Linked DNA regions of Homo sapiens: region 1 is linked to region 2. Evidence: chromatin contacts called from ENCODE Hi-C data. All regions are on one chromosome and are shown on one strand. Each heading gives the region's core, a stretch centred on a gene start or an enhancer-like site at or near the end of the contact. The rest is flanking DNA. Distances are from core to core; before and after follow the strand shown.

What was found. A loop is a pair of places that touch in the nucleus more often than their neighbours do. Pooled maps may share reads with other maps.
Region 1: a loop to region 2 is called in a map of B cell, with 4 times the contacts of the local background. The contact joins two enhancer-like sites. A Hi-C loop is called at or near these places in 2 of 168 maps with a recorded cell type or tissue (B cell and endothelial cell of hepatic sinusoid), 16 of 37 single-sample maps with no recorded cell type and 5 of 50 pooled maps.

The regions. Positions count from the first base shown.
Region 1 is chr4:85,554,943-85,558,742 of GRCh38, forward strand. The region is part of intron 1 of ARHGAP24 (Rho GTPase activating protein 24); the gene reads left to right. Among named protein-coding and RNA genes, the nearest start is that of ARHGAP24, 82 kb to the left of the region's middle. RefSeq lists enhancers at 272-321, 2,374-2,773. Within about 2 kb of position 2,474, at least 2 of the 41 ENCODE cell types and tissues checked have a DNase peak (open chromatin) inside an H3K27ac peak, as active enhancers do; they include B cell, where a contact is called at or near this core.
Region 2 is chr4:85,658,382-85,662,306 of GRCh38, forward strand. All of the region lies in intron 2 of ARHGAP24 (Rho GTPase activating protein 24), which reads left to right. It overlaps LOC105377319 (a long non-coding RNA gene), which reads left to right. Exons shown (of 3, transcript XR_938955.4): 3 at 667-1,080. Among named protein-coding and RNA genes, the nearest start is that of MIR4451, 62 kb to the right of the region's middle. Within about 2 kb of position 1,435, at least 3 of the 41 ENCODE cell types and tissues checked have a DNase peak (open chromatin) inside an H3K27ac peak, as active enhancers do; they include B cell, where a contact is called at or near this core.

The DNA.
Region 1 (3,800 bases), core at 1,224-3,723, 100 kb before region 2:
GTGTTGGGATTACAGGCATGAGCCACCGCACCCAGCCAGTTCTTTCTTATAGTGGCTATTTCATCTAACTGCTCCTGTATCATATTTTATTGTAATCCTTAGAATTCTTGGATTGGGTTTTGACTTTCTCCTGAATCTTGATGCTCTTCGTTCCTATCCATATTCTGATTTGTATTTCTTTCATTTCAGTCTTTTCATCCTGGTTAAGAATTCCTGCTGTGAAACTAGTGCAGTTGTTGAGGAAATCAGACACTCTGGCTTTTTGAGTTGCCAGAGTTCTTGTGCTGGTTCTTTCTCATCTGTGTGGGGTGATTCAATGCAGCTGCCACACCCCACCATGTGCTTTAGTTTGAGTACAGTCAGTTGACTTCTTTTCAGGATGTTTTTGGAGGGTTGAGGCTTTGTGCAGGAACTTTATTTGTGGCTGAGTTCTTGTCCTTGGTTTCACAGTGTGGGCAGAAGGTGGCCTATATTAGCAAAGTATTTTTGTTGTTGAAGTTTGGGTTGTGATCAAGTAGGTGGTGCTTAAGCATAATGACCAGTAGGTAGGCTCTTGCTTAGTCACTTCACTGCTTTGTATTTCCTCATGACTGCGATATGCTCCCTCTCTGTGCTCTAAGAGTGTGGAATCCTCTCCCACTCAAGTCCTGGCTATAGCTCTTGGCTTGGCACTTCTTGGCTGCACACTGCAGCCCTGGGTGAGCTCAGGCTTTATGTTCCTTTCTAGCTGGGAGGCAGCAGGAGAAGGGACCTTGCCATGGGTAGGGACATGTGGAAGAGGGCCTTTCACTTGTCTCTCAGGTTTCCATATCAGAAAATGGCAGAGCCACTCCCAGTTGGGGCTATCAGCCTGGGGTGGGGTGGCTGCATTGTGGACTCAAGCCAGGGGGCCCTGCATATTGATGAGCAGAGAGGCCAGGTGGCTCATGGGGGGAAACTGACTGGCTTCTTCTTTTTAGGACAGCAGTGGCTGTCCTAAAGGAGGTGTGGTTAAATCACTGAGAGTCTTTGCTCCTTTTCCAGTCTGAGGGCAGCAAGGACAGTACCACTGCAATGGCAGTGGCAGAGGGGCTTTTGGTTGCCTCTGGAAGCTTCATCTCAAGAGAAACACAGAGCAACTGCTACTGGGAATGTTCAGCTGGTGGGTGGGGGTGACTGCAACTGCTGGCCCAAGCTTGGGGCCCGACTGGGTGAAGAGTGGGGGTTTGAGGGCTCACAGAGAGGAGAGCCTGAGCTTCTCTCTATATAATAACTGTGGTGTGCTAGAAGTATGAGTAAAACCCTCAGGTTCTTTATTTCTTCCCCAGACTGAGGGCATCAGGTACAGAGAGGCTGTTGGTTGCCTCTGGGATCACCTCCCCAGGGAAACACAAAGCCATTAGCAATGGGAATTCTCAGTTGCGGGTGGAGGAGCTCTTCAGTGATCTTGAGGCAAGACCCCTGCCTGGTGAAGAGTGGGGTGTGGGAGCTCGCTGGAAAGAGACTGGGCTCCTCTCCATATGATAGCTGCAGCTTGCTGGAGGTTTCAGCATAGCAACCAGGCCCTTTGTTCCTTCCCCAGCCCGAGGACAGTCAGGGCAGTACTGCTGCAACTGCAATGTCATACATGCTCTGGGTTGTCTCTGGGGTTTCCTCCTCAGAGAAATGCAGAGCCACCACTGACTAAAGTGTTCAGGTGGGGGCAGGTTAATCATATTGGGGGCCCAGGTCAACAGGCACTGCCGAGTGAAGGGTAGGGGAGGTGGGGACGCATGTGGAAAACAGTCTGGCTGCTTTTCTGTAAGGTGGCTGCACTGTGCTGGGCATCTCCATAGGTCTCCAACCACTCCACTCCCTCCTGAGCCTGAGGGCAATAGGAGCAAGGGCTGCAGGACAGCAAAAATGGTGCCCTGCCTCCCTCTAGGAGCTCTATCCCAGGAAAGTGTAGAGCTGCTACCATTCTGAGAGCCCAGGAGGGGGTCACTAAAGTCCCAGGTTTGGAGGCCCTGCCCAGTGAGCAGTAGCAGAGGTGGAGACCTATGTGGAACACAGTCTTGTCCCTTTTCCATAAGGCAGCTCTGCCGGGGGTCTGGGAGAGTCCCGAGTCACTGCACACCCTCTGGAGCCTGAGAGCAACAGGAGGGTGGGTTGCAGAGAAACAAAAATGGCAGGCTACCTCTCCCTCTGGGAGCTCTGTCCCAGGGAATTGCAGAGCTGCTCCCTGCCCAAGAACTCAGGTGGGGCTGGGGTGGCCTCACCAGCACCCCAGGCCAATGGGCCTTATCCTGCAAGGTGCAGTGGAGGCATGGCTTGCAGTCCATCACTGCTCAGCTGTGGATTTGGTTCCTTTCCTGCAGGCATGTGAGGGAGGCTGACCTTCCCCATTGCTGGACCTGCAGCCACTGGTGCCAGGGTGCCTGAGGATCCAAGGCTCCCAGGACTCCATGTGTGCTTGAGCAGGGCTCTGCCCAGACTCCCACGTAGTTCTCTGTGTTGGTCTGGAGGCCGCAGCAGGGGAGTTTGCGGGGATTTCCTGAGCAGAAGTGGTAGAAGTGTGGGTCCCTGAGGACTCTCACTTACTCACTGTTTCCCCAGTGTGGTGACTCCCCTGGCTCTGGGCCACTCCAGGTGGGCAGTTTTCCTGTCTCACTCTTCTCTGTTCTCTGTGGGTCATGCTGTTTCCCTGATGAATCCCAATGTGTTCACCTGGATGTTCCGGTTGAAGAGCTAGTGTCAACCCACCACTCTTTATTCTCTCCGTGAAAGCAGTGCACACTGGCTGCTGCTAGTCAGCCATCTTGGCCTCCATGTAGAAATATTTCTGTAATCATTTCCTAGCTTCCAGGTATCCTGGCATTTTCCCTGTGGATCTCCCAATTCCTCTGGTCACAGAAGACTACATATTCTTAGTGATGTCTTTTGATGAGCACATATTTTTTATCTTTAATGAAGTGTACATTATAATTTTTATGCTATTACTTTATCCTTTCTAAGTGAATCATTCCCTTTCCTCAGGTTACAAATGTATTTGGGTTCTCTCTCCATTCCTCTCTCACACCAGCTTGTCTCTGCATAGCGTCATTTTACAAATGGCTTTGCTAAAAGGGAAGATGAATGCCGCCAACCTCAGATGCTCATCCTTTCAGTGTCTTCCCTATCCTAAGGGAAGACTCTACTTGGCACTGTCTGAGTCACATGTCCATTTCCTGGGCCAGTCACTGTTGCTAGGGAGCTCAGGTTCTATGAGCAACTAAGTTCAAGCCCATCCCTTTAGCAAAGGGATGGTGGCATCAACGAGAAAAACATGGGATGAGGGAGAGGGGAGTCCTCAGAGACAGGCTCTTGGATACTTCAAATAACATATGTGCCACCAAACTTCTTAATTTTAAAAAATTATGTTTTATGTAGAAGATTTATTTCTCTTTCTCTAAACTGCTAATTAAATGTATTCAGGTGCAGTAAAGCTACATTTCTGTTTAGCATATCTAAAACTAAAGTGTGAAATAATCAGATATTTTGAAGTGCTAAAATATGTTCAAATTATATGTGAATAGCAGTACTTCATCAAAGATCACAGTTTAACACATCAAAGTCTACCATAATATGAATGATGCTATTATTTTCACTTTGACAAAAGTTTTTCCCTACCTTCCTCAGATTCTAAAAAAAAAAAAGTTGTGTTGTCCATACCTCCATATAAGAAACCACTGGGAGAGCAACTGTGGTTTAGTGATTAGCACAAGATTTATATACTTAGAAAGCCTAATCATTTTGCTAGGCTTTAGAGCAAGCCTGACGATGTTCCACCCACAGGATTAATT
Region 2 (3,925 bases), core at 185-2,684:
TCTCAGAATTTTTTTTAACCTTTTGCTTAAAAAATTGCTCTAGTAAAAAGTGCTATTTTTAACCTGTTGTTTGTGGTACAAAGTAGAAATATTTTCATAAATATTATTTGATCTCCAGCTTCTTATACTGAAATTCTGCTCTGACTGTAGGATCAAGTACACAGTAAGCACTCAATAAATACTTGCTTTGCTTTGATCATCTGAATGTAAAAGTATCTTTTATGTGGGGCTGAATTAGGTCTAGCCAACATTTAGACTAATTTTACCACGACTGTCTTCATAGTAATATTAGCGTGTTTTCACACAGTATAGTCATGAATATGGACCATGGGGAATCACTCAAGCCATTTTTTCTCACTTTTAGAGTAGTTTATAATGTGTTGATAGTATGTCTGGCTGGTTTGTTGGGAATAGGATGTACATGGCCAAATGTGGAAGCAAGGAGACAGGATAGGGGTCCTTGGAGTAATCCAGAATTTGAATCAAGCAGCTTGGGTCAAGGTGAGAGCAGCAGAGGTATAAGAAGTTCTTGTATTTTCAGTCTGTTCTGAAGCAGAGCTGATAGGATTTGCTGAGAGATTTATGTGGGATGTGACAGAGAGAGAGCCAAGTCCGTAGTAACTCTGAGACAGTGCCTCTTAACTGAAGGTGATTTTTCTCTCCCAGGAATATTTGACAACGTCTGGAGACAGTGTCTGGCTTGTCACAGTTGGGGAAGATACCACAGATATCTCGTGGGTAGAAGCCGGGGTGCAGTTAAATATCCTATGAAGCATATAATGCTGTTCTCTACAACAAAGAATTGTCTGACGTTGCTGAAGTTAAGAAACTCTGGACCAAGGTTTTTGGCCTGAACAGAGGAAAGAATGATGCTACCAGTAACAGAATGAGGGCGCTGCTAGTGCAGTATAGTTTGCAAAAAGGAAACCAGAGTTCTGTCTTTTTGAAGTGCCTATCAGATTTTCAAGGCCAATGTCAAATATTACAATATCATAAAGTAAAAATAAGATTAAAGTTTATCTGTTGTTAAATTAATGTTTAAATAATTCCTTTAGAAATTAAATTTCTATAAAATGGAAATTGTGTCTCAAAATATTCCTGTGTTATCTACAAGGCCTAACATAGCTTCTGGTATTTCAACATATATAAAAAAGTATGAATATAGCGGCCATATTAATGTTCTCCTCCCTAGTTCTATTACACTATTTGGAATGATATAATTTTAGTCTTAGAAATAGAAAATTATCTCCCTTCATTTTGATGAACACATTATATAATTAAAGTACACATAAGGGTTGTAATTACTATGTTTCCTAATATATTATAGTTCTTTCATCTCCTCAGTCTGCTTTTTGTGAAGAGGACTTTTTCAGGGTAGAAGAATGACTCAGTAATGAGAAAAAGGGGAAATTATGTTAAGTCTTTCTTCTTTTCATTCCTCCCCTATTCTGGATCCAGGGGTAGTACCACACACTTCCCCAAGCAGCATTTCTGATAACTTAGAATATCCTTATGAAGCCATCTCTAAAAAAATAATAGGTTTCTTTCCATTCGTTCTCTGAAATAGCCTCCTTTAAGTCTAGAGTGCCTGCAGCTGAACAAGCAGCTACCAGTGCAGTAGGACTTGTTGCTAGGGGGAGTTGCCCTTATCACTTCTCATCTAAACTCGGTGGGTTATGTGGAAAAAACGGCATGTGCTTAACTTCAGATTTTAAAGTCTTTTAACTTTGCAGTTGAGTGCCTTCAATTGAATTTCTTAATTAACTTTTAAGTTATGACTGTCTCTTATTCCCTCCTTACCTATATTGAAGGAGCCAATCAGTAAATACCTAAGTCCTGCCTGCCCGCCGTGAAGCAAGGAAAATGTACTTGCTAATGATTGAATTAATTCTCACACTTTAGTTAATATTGACCAATATTTCTTGGATTTTATTTCCAAAATGACTTTCTTTTTTTCTTGAAATACTGTTTTAAAAGTAGCTTTAAAATGTATCCTCCATGTAAGTATAACAAAACAGAGTGATTTATTCACAGCTACTTGTTTCAATAATGCAGATGTTCAGGGCTACAGTACTCAAATAGTGAGACTCAGGGAAGGGAGAGGAATTGGCTGAATTAATTTAAAAGAAAATCTGGCCGAGCACTGTGGATCACACCTGTAATCCCAGCACTTTGGGAGGCTGAGGCAGGTGGATCACGAGGTCAGGAGTTTGAGACCATCCTGGACAACATGGTGAAAGCCCATCTCTACTAAAAATGCAGAAATTAGCTGGGCATGGTGGCACATGCCTGTAATCCCAGCTACTCAGGAGGCTGAGGCAGGAGAATCCCTTGACCCAGGGAGTAGGAGGTTGCAGTGAGCTGAGATCGCGCCACAGCACTCTAGCCTGGTGACAGAGAGAGACTCCGTCTCAAAAAAAAAAAAAAAAAAAAAAATCTGTAGATGGGGATTGTTTAGAGAGCTGCTGGTAGACATAACCTTTCATTATTTTTAGAGTTTCAATTTGTAGCCGATTTGGTATTTTGAGACTTTCAGTTCATCTTCACTTACACCACTTTCATTAAAACTTCAGAAACAGAAATAGCCACAGGCAAACACTTTGAAGCATGCATCTTCCTTTTCTTATTTCTTACTAAGATATCTAAATTCAGACATTTGACCAGTAACATTGCAAAGATGATTCATATGTGTTACAAACTTAGAAAAGTCATTAGGAACATACTCAGATTTTGCTGTAAACATGTTTTGTTATAAAAGTGATGTGGGTGATTTTGCTTCTGCAGTTGAATGCAGTGAGTGGTTACTGTCAGAAACACAAAATACAGATTGTGACTGGTTAACAATCAGCCGATAAAAAAAGTAGCTTAGTTAACTGAAATTACATTAATTGGAGAATGAATCTAAGAAACCATAGAAGGAGCAGGACAACCCAATTTCCAGCATTATTCTGGTTTATCTTTTTCTCTGAGTGGTGAAAACAAAATACGTCGTAGGCTCAAATCTATTACAGTTTGTTTATTGTCAAGTCTTCATATGGTCCTCCATTATTTTGTTATTCTAGGCTTGCAAATTTTCAAAAACAATAAGGTATGTGAAAGTTTTATTTAAGTTAACAAATGTATAGCTTCTGCCTAACTTTTTTTTTTAATTATACTTTAAGTTTTAGGGTACATGTGCACATTGTGCAGGTTAGTTACATATGTATACATGTGCCATGCTGGTGTGCTGCACCCATTAACTGGTCATTTAGCATTAGGTATATCTCCTAATGCTATCCCTCCCCCCTTCCCCCACCCCACAACAGTCCCCAGAGTGTGATGTTCCCCTTCCTGTGTCCATGTGTTCTCATTGTTGAATTCCCACCTATGAGTGAGAGCATGCGGTGTTTGGTTTTTTGTCCTTGTGATAGTTTACTGAGAATGATGATTTCCAATTTCATCCATGTCCCTACAAAGGACATGAACTCATCATTTTTTATGGCTGCATAGAATTCCATGGTGTATATGTGCCACATTTTCTTAATCCAGTCTATCCTTATTGGACATTTGGGTTGGTTCCAAGTCTTTGCTATTGTGAATAGTGCAGCAGTAAACATACGTGTGCATGTGTCTTTATAGCAGCATGATTTGTAGTCCTTTGGGTATATACCCAGTAATGGGTTGGTTGGTCAAGTGGTATTTCTACTTCTAGATCCCTGAGGAATCGCCACACTGACTTCCACAAGGGTTGAACTAGTTTACAGTCCCACCAACAGTGTAAAAGTGTTCCTATTTCTCCACATCCTCTCCAGCACCTGTTGTTTCCTGACTTTCTAATGATTGCCATTCTAACTGGTGTGAGATGGTATTTCATTGTGGTTTTGATTTGCATTTCTCTGATGGCCAGTGATGGTGAGCATTTTTTCATGTGTTTTTTGGCTGCATA